Linked DNA regions of Homo sapiens: region 2 is linked to region 1. The links are chromatin contacts, found by Hi-C or POLR2A ChIA-PET in ENCODE. All regions are on one chromosome and are shown on one strand. The core of a region is the stretch at or near the end of the contact, and the rest is flanking DNA. Distances in the headings are between cores, read along the strand shown.

Evidence for each region. Hi-C counts contacts between places; a loop is a spot of excess contacts on that map. ChIA-PET counts read pairs that join two places held with the same protein, here RNA polymerase II (POLR2A).
Region 2: a map of endothelial cell of umbilical vein shows a loop between it and region 1 (2.3-fold over the local background). The contact joins two enhancer-like sites. A Hi-C loop is called at or near these places in 3 of 168 maps with a recorded cell type or tissue (breast epithelium, endothelial cell of umbilical vein and posterior vena cava) and 1 of 37 single-sample maps with no recorded cell type. POLR2A ChIA-PET finds 5 or more read pairs at or near these places in 6 of 52 experiments (A673, Caco-2, H1 and 3 more).

What each region holds. Positions count from the first base shown.
Region 1 is chr1:214,358,722-214,364,004 of GRCh38, forward strand. All of the region lies in intron 18 of PTPN14 (protein tyrosine phosphatase non-receptor type 14), which reads right to left. Among named protein-coding and RNA genes, the nearest start is that of SMYD2, 80 kb to the left of the region's middle. Within about 2 kb of position 3,895, at least 8 of the 41 ENCODE cell types and tissues checked have a DNase peak (open chromatin) inside an H3K27ac peak, as active enhancers do.
Region 2 is chr1:214,403,094-214,408,724 of GRCh38, forward strand. All of the region lies in intron 5 of PTPN14 (protein tyrosine phosphatase non-receptor type 14), which reads right to left. Among named protein-coding and RNA genes, the nearest start is that of SMYD2, 120 kb to the left of the region's middle. Within about 2 kb of position 1,263, at least 5 of the 41 ENCODE cell types and tissues checked have a DNase peak (open chromatin) inside an H3K27ac peak, as active enhancers do.

The DNA of each region.
Region 1 (5,283 bases), core at 2,645-5,144:
CTTAATAAATATTACTCATTATTCCTTTTTTTTTTTTTGAGACAGAGTTTCACTCTTGTTGCCCAGGCTGGAGTGTAGTGGTGTGATCTCGGCTCACTGCAACCTCTGCCTCCCAGGTTCAAGAAATACTCCTGCCTCAGCCTCCGGAGTAGCTGGGATTACAGGTGCGCACCACCACGCCCGGCTAATTTTTTGTATTTTTAGTAGAGACAGGGTTTCGTCCTGTTGGCCAGGGTGGTCTTGAACTCCTGACCTCTGGTGATCCGCCCACTTAGGCCTCCCAAAGTGCTGGGATTACAGGCGTGAGCCACCCCGCCTGACCTCATTATTCCTTTATTAACATTAATAAATGTTATTAATGCAATTATAATCTCACAGGACTGTGGTCATGATCAAGTGAGATAATTTAAGTGTAAACCTTTAAAATGTCAAAGCGCCATCTCTGAACACCAGTCCTACTTGGAGTAAAAGCCTTCAACTGAGAACACTTTTTTTCTTTTTTTTTTTTTTGAGACGGAGTCTCACTCTGTCTCCCAGGCTGGAGTGCAGTGGCTCAATCTCTGCTCACTATAACCTCCGCCTCCCAGGTTCTAGCAATTCTCCTGCCTCAGCCTCCTGAGTAGCTGGGATTACAGGCACGCACCACCATGCCTGGCTAATTTTTTTTTTTTTTTGTATTTTTAGTAGAGACGGGGTTTCAGCATGGTGGTCAGGCTGGTCTCGAACTCCTGACCTCGTGATCCGCCTGCCTCGGCCTCCCAAAAGTGCTGGGATTATAAGCGTGAGCCACTGCGCCTGGCCGAGAACACCTATTTTGAGACAGAGTCTTGCTCTGTAGCCCAGGCTAGAGTGCAGTGGTGCGATCATAACTCATTGCAACATCAACCTCCTAGGCTCAAGCAATCCTCCCACTTCAGCCTCCTGAGTAGCTGGAACTACAGATGCACACCACCACACCCGGCTAACTTTTAAAATTTTGTGTAGAGACGAGGTCTTACTCTGTTGCCCAGGCTGGTCTCAAACTCCTGAGCTCAAGTAATCCTCCAGCCTTGGCCTCTAAAAGTCTTAGCATTATGGGCATGAGCCACTGTGCCTAGCCTTGAGTCTTAAATGAGAACATTTTGAGTATTAAATGAGATTGCCTATGTGTGAATTCTTTGAGAATATATACGATGATATATACTATCATTAATGAAAGGAAATTAATTCAGTGTCATGGGTACTTGAGCAGATCAGAGGCTGTCACAGTGTCCTCTCCCCTCACCTTCACCATGTCCATCCTCCTGGACTAGCCAGGACACATACGGCTGGAGCACCCCTGAGCTGTGGAGGCCATGGTGGCCTCAGCACATTCACTCTGCTCTGGGAGCTCTTAACCCAGGGCAAATGATGGCACCCAGGAAGTTTTCAAGGGCTAAGCAAGTGTTTAAAAGAAAATAATAAAAACTCAGCTGTATGCCTGACTTTGTAACCTTTGAACCTTAAAAAATAATTTAAGCTATTTCCAAGCCGTGTATAGGTATGACATGACACGTGCCATCAGTCACTCTTGTTCAACACCAACTAAGGAATGCATATCACAAACTTGCGACGTTGCCTGGGCTAGAGTGCAGTGGTGCAATCACAGTGGTGCAAAGGGACAAAGTCAAGTCCCTGCCTAATAAGAAAAGAAAAAAAAGGCATGTGAATCTTCGAACTATGAATCAAAATACAGAGCCTAGGTTATAAGCTTCTGACAGTAACAAGTAGGTCTCTGCCTAAATTATATTGCAAAGTGACCAGTATAAGATGTGACCTAGAGCCACCTAATAATGAACTTAATTTCATGTTTGATGAGGATTACTCTGCGGTTGGGCACTGAAGATAAAAGAATAGAGAGAATAAGGCTGTTCCCTCCCCTACCCACCAAAGGTTTTAGCCAGGAGGCAGGATCACACTGGTGTTCAGAGCACAGGCTCTGAGTAAGGCTTCATCTGCTGAATCTCAGCTCTACCACTTCTTGACTGTGGGAAGTGGGCACATTACTTCATTTACTTATGACTCAGTTTCTCTTCTGTTATGTGAGGATACTGATATGGTCTTGGCTCTGTGTCTCCACCCAAATCTCATGTTGACTGGAAATCCCCAGTGTTGGGGGAGGGACCTGGTGGGAGGTGATTGGAACATGGGGGCAGATTTCCCTCTTGCTGTTCTTGTGACAGTGAATTCTCATGAGATCCGGTTGTTTAAAAGTATGTTGCACTTCCCCCTTTGCTCTCTCTCTCTCCTGCTGCCATGTGAAGACGTGCTTAATTCCCCTTTATCCTTCCACCATGATTGTAAGTTTCCTGAGGCCTCCCAGCCATGCTTCCTGTACAGCCTGCAGAATTATGAGTCAACTAAACCTCTTTCCTTCATAAATTACCCAGTCTCAGGTAGTTCTTTATAGCAGTGTGAGAATGGACTAACACAGATACTAACAGGACTTAGCTCACAGTGTCACTGCAAAGGCTACTTGTGTTAATACTATCAGGCTCTTAGAATAGTGCGTATACATGGTAAACACTAGACACAAGTTAGCTGTTACGATATTATTTTCAATGTTGTCACCATCACCACCTCCTCCACCACCACATCCTCCTCCTCCTCCTCTACCATCATCCCCATCTCAATTACCTGTAGGACTGAGCCTAAATGACAGTATATTGTCTGATATGTTCAAGTCTGGGGATATGACAAAGAAAGTTCTCCTGGTCTTCAATGAAAGGGTCCCAGCTGGCTTAAAGATTCATTCACTCCCACAGGCTCTGCTCTTAACTGCCCCCAAGCCAAGGAAGCACAAAGCAGTTGACAATTGCTCAATCTTGTCTAGAAGACATTTTCTCCTCCTCACTTTATGAAGGAGGTATAACTTACTCAGAAAAGCAGCAAGATCAAGACATCTGCCCTTTGGCTACTGAGATCCTGACCTTTTGTAATTAGCTGTAGCTGGAACAGACAGCTACATCCAAGGGACTGAGTGTCCTGCAGACCATAAAACGAGTGCTTTCTGAAAAACTCTATGCACCTTAAAAAGTCTCAGCTAACACTCAGTGACCAAAAGCACTGGGCCACAGGGAGGCTTCCCAGAGCAGCCTGGGACAGCTGTCCCCACTCCCCACTGCACAGCTACCAACCTCATTGTAAGTGTCTGTGTTTCATTGTTTCTGCTCAACTTTTCTGTGTTTAGAATGAGACTGAGAGGGACAAGTCCAGGAAAAAGAAAGGCCATTTCATTGACAGAATTAAAACTGCATGAATTACAGACTAAAATATAAAGTATGCTAAATCCAGAAGCTGTGGAAAGAAGGCAGGGGAGTTTGGACAGGAGAAAAATGGTCCCACAATTTAATATATATTTGTTAAAATCTTTGCTTGAAACACAAAATAAACTAAACATGGTCTACTCTTCTCCTGAAATAGGGGCTTGGATCTTACTAGCCAGGCCTGAACAGTACCAGAACAAAAGGAGAGCATTTCTCCCCGCTAACCATCTACCAATAGCAACCATGGGAAATAGGACAGATAAGACTGGCTATATTTGTGCTAGGGGAAGAGAAGTGAAAAATATGAGTCATCTTGCTATCTTTGAATATCAATGGGAACAGAAGTTCTTTTTGGGTTGACCACGTCCCAGCAAAGAATGTTCTGGCATGCAGTTGGGCACTGAGGAAATCCGCTATGTTTGGACACACCATAGAGCATTTAACCACCCTGAGCCTTCACCAAGTCCACAGGAGGCCACACTGGCCGAATCCCTTACTCCAAACTGTTCCGGATTTGATATGCTTGTCTGTGCTCTGCCAGACCAGTAACATCTGGTGTTCAGTGAGCCCCCATGTCATTGCCTCACTGAGGCTCAGCCTTTGATGGGTCTCCAAAGAGCTCAGAACAGAATAGTCTTTCGTGTCAGACAAGACAGAATGGCTTCTTGAGTTGAAAAGGGGAAGTAGGGAGCGGAGCACAGGGAATGGGGAAAGAAGTGGAGTGGCCAGGCTTACGCCTGTAATCCCATCAACTCAGGAGACCGAGGTGGAAGGACTACTTGAGCCTAGGAGTTTGAGGCCAGCCTGGGCAACATAGCAAAACCCTGTCTCAAAAAAAAGAAAAAAAGAAAAGAAAACAAGGGGGGAATTTGGTGACAAAAGTGATATGAAGGGAAGGAAAGGACGATTAGGTGGGGAAGGTGATGATGAGGCCCTCAAGCCATGCACACACTGATTCTACCTCATCTTATTTTGTCTTCCTAGCAATGGATGGATTGAGACTCAGTGGCAGGTTACTCATTGTTCTAGAGATTTCTAGAGACCTCTAGTAGTGATGGGAATAGAGAGGCAAACAATAAAAAAATCCTATGTGGGGCAAAATGGTAAAAACTCAGAGGGCAATGACATTTCTGTTATGTAGTCTCAACTGATTCCATGATGAACATTTCGCTCAAGCTTTGTTTTATGTTTTTCTAACATTGGGCTACAGTTGGGATTGCCCCTTTTCCAATTTTTAGCAGCACAAACATTCATTCCCATGGACAGACTGGAAGATTCTCAAAATTATCTTTTCATGGGCAGAGAGTTTAATGTCTAAGCTTAGCATTCGTTGTTTTCCTGGATGATTCAATATGACAAACTTCATGTAGCAATATTTAATCTGATTTTCAAACGATTCATGCTATTGAATAAATAGGTATATTATCATATAAATTCCTCCACAGAGTTGCAACAAATCATTCTGTAATTTAAAAACTACCAAACCACAAGTTTCCTTTAATTTTTCAAGCCATATAATTTGAAAACTGAGTAAGAACCAAATCTTACTCAGCGTTTGGAGGCAGAGTGAAGACAGGAAATAACTCTGGACCCAGACACAGACCTTGCTTCTGGCTTCAGTACCACTGCGTAAGAGCCACATGGCACTAGACAAATCATGTAATTATTTCTGGGCCTCAGTTTCCTCTTCTGTGAAATAGGAAGAGTGACATGTTCATGGCTCCTCTACTTGGCTGATATGGCAGGCAAAAGCCCCTTAAAACTTCTAATGTCCCACGTAGCTAGAAGGTAGAACTATTCCTTAGCTTTTGACTGCTGTTTGTCTCACCTACACAAAATTGAAAGTCTCTCAGTGTAACTCCCTAATCCTACAGCAGCAAAGGAATGCCACGCACCTTGTGTGCACAGGCTCAGCAGCACCCCACTTCTGCAGGGAGAAGGGGTAGGGTGACCCGCTGATGCAAAGACGGGGATGTTTGCGTGCTCAAAGTATCTACTC
Region 2 (5,631 bases), core at 13-2,512, 42 kb after region 1:
GGTTGTAATTTTTAGAACTGAGTTATGATTTCTACTGTTATAACACGGCTCTCCATTATAACAGGTTATTTCCAGGCATATTTTGGGTTGCCGCGTAAGTTCTGTGGTGCCAGGGAATAGCTCTTTTCATTCATTCTTCCCTATCCGCCTGCCTCTCAGATGTACGTTTATAAAAAATGCTTTGCGTGTGCTTACATATTTCTAATGATTGGGGTATAGGCCAATGAGTTTCCAGGCCATCATCCCTTCAAAAGTTGAGCCTAGGAAGGGACTGTGCCAGGCCTTTCTGTATACCAGGAAACGAATTCAAAACCACTGAAGGCAGAGTAGGCTCATTCTGATGTTACTTGATGGTCACGGGGGCAGAGGAAGCCATGACGGCTAAAACATCTCCAGAGAGCTCTGTAAGGCAACAGTTGCGTAGCTGACTAGTCAGCATCTCTACCAGCTGAACCCCAGGCCCCTGGAACCTGTGATGTGCTGACTACTATGGGCTCAGAAGAACTGATTACACACATCTTTTCCCAACTACCCTTCCGTAACACCACAGTGGGAGGATTTACATCACAGAAATAGGCTTGCTAAACACTGGCCAGGGAAGCACTGCTTAGGATGGTGAGATGGAATCAAGAGGAATAATCCAAAATAAGCAGACCGAAGCAATGCATTCTTGAGAAATTGATAGAGGTAGAGATTCTAGAGTTTGTCTCATGCCTGTGGTGGCCTGGGGCTCAAGCCCCAAGCCAGCTGCCTCTAGCTTTCCTGGGCAGCAGGTCCCACATATTCCAGGCTAGTAAGCACCAAGAGGGTCACAGATGGGCACCATTTTCCTGTGACCTCCAGAGCAGATGTCAGAAGGAACTCTGAGCTACACCCTGATGGGTACCTGAAGCTCATCCTACTAGGATGGGAGGTAGGGACTGATGTTTTGGCAGAAATCATACCAAACGCCCCATTCCTTTGATTCTAAAATACCACTTATATAAAGATTCATCTCCAACTTAACTTTACATGGATGAAAACACTACCCCTAAAAATGTACACCTCAAAACTGTGAAAAACATCCCATCTCAAATCATTAAAATCTGAAAAATCAATATATTTTAAAACTGGAAAGCACAGACATAAATGTATGCTAAAAATTCTATAGCTCTGCACATCCTGCTAATTCTAGAGTTCACGAGAGACTTTAGAGCAGACGGGGAATTATGGCAGCTCTTACTTTTCACATAACTGATTAATTTGCGGTTTCCTGTTTAGCCATCCATTGAAATGACTCAAGTCCGTGATAGGAAATAAGCTCAACATTTTTAGTTTCATGTTGTGGAGTAACAAAGATATCACAAGGCTTAGAAAGTTAGCTATGTATGTGCATCCAGGTATTGAGTAAAAACCCCATTAATTTTGAAAAGCTAATGAAGGGCATGTGGCAACAGAATATAAAATAAAGTGAAGATCAAAAAGTGTTCCATTAAATCTCCGTTTCCTACTTTTAAAAAGAAGCCCAAAGGTACCCCCTCTGCTATTGTTCTCAACTTAACCGCCTCCATCTGCACCTGGGGCCTCCCTGAGGTATGTGCCCTGCCAGGGAGAGTGCGAGCATGGCCCTGTGGGAATGAAAAATGGCAGAATGCATGCCTGTACACAGCCACACACCTGTGGAGCGCCTTGTGTACTTGACTTTGTTCTTTTCTCTGCTGAAGAAATGCCATTTAACAAATTCAATTACTTCATAAGATCAAACACAGCCATTCATCCTATCTTCCCTCCCCCACCAAAGGAATGCATTCTCTTTGAAAGCTCCAGTGGAACCAAGGAAAAAGTTTACACCCTTCTAAGACTACCCCCGGCCTACTCAGCAAGGTCAACACCTGGGCCTGGCATGCAGACCATTCTTCAATGTGACTCAGCTTCCCCTTCCAGACCTCCTTGCCCAAGAGGTCAAGCCCCAGGCCGACACCTCTTCTAACACACACTGCTTTTACATTTCCATTCGGAAAGGATGGGCCTTTACATGCCCATCCCCTCTGGGAGAACCATCCCATAACGTCATGCAGTGTGAAATGCCACATCATCCTTACGTCCTGTCTCAGCTACCACTTCCCTCAATAGGGCTCTCCTCTCTCCCCAGCTGGACGTAAGCATTTTCGCCTTTTGAACTACCTCTTCCCCTTGTGCGTGTCTCTTCTCGTATTCTGCCTACTGCATTTCTTACACAGTTATGTGTATACTCGTCTTATCCTTGATCCTTGTCTCCCACCCTCTATCAGAGTACAGGCTCCTCGAGGGCAGCAATTCTTCTTCATATCACTTAAGGGGCCTATCATAGGGCTTTTGTGCAATGACAGCTTATAAGGGCTAAATATATAGTAAGTGATCAATACATGCTTCTTGAACTGAACTCACTATGCGACATGTAAATTTCATATTGTCAAACAAAAGTTTAATTACACAGAGCTGATTAACAATCACTTGTACCTTCTGCCTGCACTCTGTCTGCTCACATAACAAAATCCAAAAAAAAAAAAAAGCATAGAGTGATGTTACCTGGAAAACACACTCTTCAACGGTCTTATATTTGCAAGACATAGAGACAGAATAATAGTGCTAATAACAATAATAATATGACAACTAAATAAACAGTTATTGAGAATTTACCATGTGGCAACTTGTATTATGTATTTCATACTAGGTATTTCACAATGTATTATGTCTTTTAATGCTTACAACGAAATTAGGCTTGTTATTCTCATTTTTAGATGAGAAAACTGAGGGTTGGAAAGGTTAAAAAACTTGCCCAAAGTCATATAGCCAATAAGAGGCACAGCTGGGATAGGGTCACAGCACTGCCTAGCAAAGGTGCCACGAGATTGCCAACCACAGGTCACAGTGCACCCAGGATACAATGGGGCAGGGGCAGGGGCTGAAAGTGGACAGCTGATAACTAAAGCCTAGGAATATTCACAACTCGGATAAGGCTTCTGCCACATCATCTTCAGCATCCCACAGGACTTTTTGGGATGACGAAAGTGTTCCATATCTGAGCTTTCCAATACAGTAGCCTCTAGACACATGCGGCTATGGTGCACTAAAAATGTAGCCAAGGCCGTTGCAGTGGCTCAGCCTGTAATACCGGCACTTTGGGAGGCCAAGGAGGGAAGATCACTTGAGGCCAAGAGTTTGAGACCAGCCTAGCCAACATGGTGAAACTCCATCTCTACTAAAAATACAAAAATTAGCCAGGCATGGTGGCACATGCCTGTTGTCACAGGAGGGACTTAGGAAGCTGAGGCAGGAGAATCGCTTGAACCCAGGAGGCGGAGGTTGCAGTGAGCTGAGATTGCGCCACCGCACTCCAGCCTGGGTGACAGAGCGAGATTGTCTGAAAAAAAAAAAAGAAAAAAAAAAGTAGCCAATGCAATCTAGCAACTAAATTTTTAATTTTATTTAACTTGCATTAATTTAAATTTGAATATAAATATCCACACATGGCTAGCAGCTACCACCCTGAAGAGAGCCATTTTAGATCCAAGAATAACAATGTCAATATCTGTCTGTCCAATGATGAGATTTATGAAGTTTATGCTGTTTACATATCTGATTTGCCTAGAGTTTAGTGGAAACACAGTCTCATTCTGAAAGAGGTATGATGCACGAAATAACTCCTTTACTACTTCATAGCACTTTAACCTGTCAGAGCATTTTACCATTTACAAACTCATAAATATCATGCTGGTAATCACCTTTGAAAACTCTGAGAAGCACCCAAACCTGATCTCTTCCTAAAGGCAACGTAATAAAGGCCTTTAATGAGAGTAAGGCGAATAAGAAATAGGAAATTATCAACCCTCCAATACCAACTACCCCATTTGACACAAACATGTACACACTCTAAAATTCTAAGGTTTGAGCCTCACTTCCCTCCCACCAAGCACGCTGGGAAACACCCTGACTTTTGGGATGAGCTTCTGAGACATTAGAAATGTTGACTCAAGCATATTGACATTAAGCCCTAAGAAGAACTGCTCTGTTAAGTAATATGTTAATCTCTGGAGTTTCATTTAATGAGTAGAATTAATAAGGTATGAAAACAGCAGGCACAGCAGATAATACCACTGTTTACTTGGAGGGAAATAAAATAAGAATGGAGGCTGGACACAGTGGCTCACGCCTGTAATCCCAGCACTTTGGGAGGCTGAGGCGGGTGGATCACCTGAGGTTAGGAGTTCAAGACCAGTCTGGCCAACATGGTGAAACCCCCCGTCTCTACTAAAAATACAAAAAATTAGCTGGGCATGGTGGTGGGCATCTGTAATCCCAGCTACTCAGGAGGCTGAGGTTGTAGTGAGCTGAGATGGTGCCATTGCACTCCAGCCTGGCAACAAGAGTGAAACTCTGTCTCAAAAAAAAAAAAAAAGAATGAATGGAGTTATTCATGAAAAGTTAGAGATGTGCAATATTCCCTAACCATTAAGACCAAGATTAGCTTTGGACCAATTTAGACTGACCTCATGCACTAATATGGATAATTCCAGACTTACCTATCCCAGTCTCTCAAAACCTAAAACCTTTGTCACCAGACACTCTACTTTCTCCCATATGCCATCACTGATAAGTTGCCAGATTTTGCCTATTTTACTTCAAAATATCCCTTGCTTTGCTTTCTTGTTTTTCTTTCACTAACACCTAAATTATATCCTTTGCCCAGAACACAACAAGATTCCCAGCTGACCAGCTTGAATCCAGCAGTTCTCAAAGTGTGGGGTCTGCAGAACTCAAAGGAGCCCATGCATTCTAACTCCTCAGAAGTTTCCAGTCTCATCTGCCACAACTCTCCACCCGTAGCTACAGTCAAACCAGCCAGTGGATGCTTTCTGAACACCCAGGCCACACTGCCTCTGCTCCTTCTCTCTCTGTCTAAATCATTCCTTGCTCCCTATCTTTTTGCCTAACAGCACACATGCCATTAGTCTTTCAGCCTTCCCTAATCCCCCAAGGGCATGTGACCTCTCCCCATATAAAATTTTGATCACACTTTATCACACTTGGCTTTTTATTCTGATTTTGCAAACTTCCTATTTAACCAACCACACTGTAGTCTCCTTGAAAACAAGCACCATTTCTTATATAATTTCATCCCCTGGGTGTTAGTCCCCCAGGTCAGTGCTTGGGGTGAAAGAGTTGACGGAAAAAATAAGTAGTGAATGATCATGATTTCTGAAACCAGAGCCAGAATGTTGATTGGTTAGAGCTGTTCCCTAAAATGGCTTTCAAAATTTTTTAATCCCTCCTCATTAACACTCTTCTCTTTTACTCTGAAGCTACCCACCAACCAACCAACAAACCAACCAACAAAAATTCCCCAGGGGTTAAAACCTAGTCTTATCTTTACTTCAACCCAGGAATGGGCATTTTACTCTATTGATTCATTCTAAAATGTTTGTGAGCACAGGCTGTGTGCCAGATGACAGTGAAGAAGACAGGGTCCCTGTTTAAAGACCATAGAACTGACCATCTAGCTGACAATAATAAATACATACATATGTACATACATAAGAATGAATAACGCCAGATACAGAACTACACATACGAAAACTGATTTAACAGGAAGGATGGTGAGGGTGTATGAGA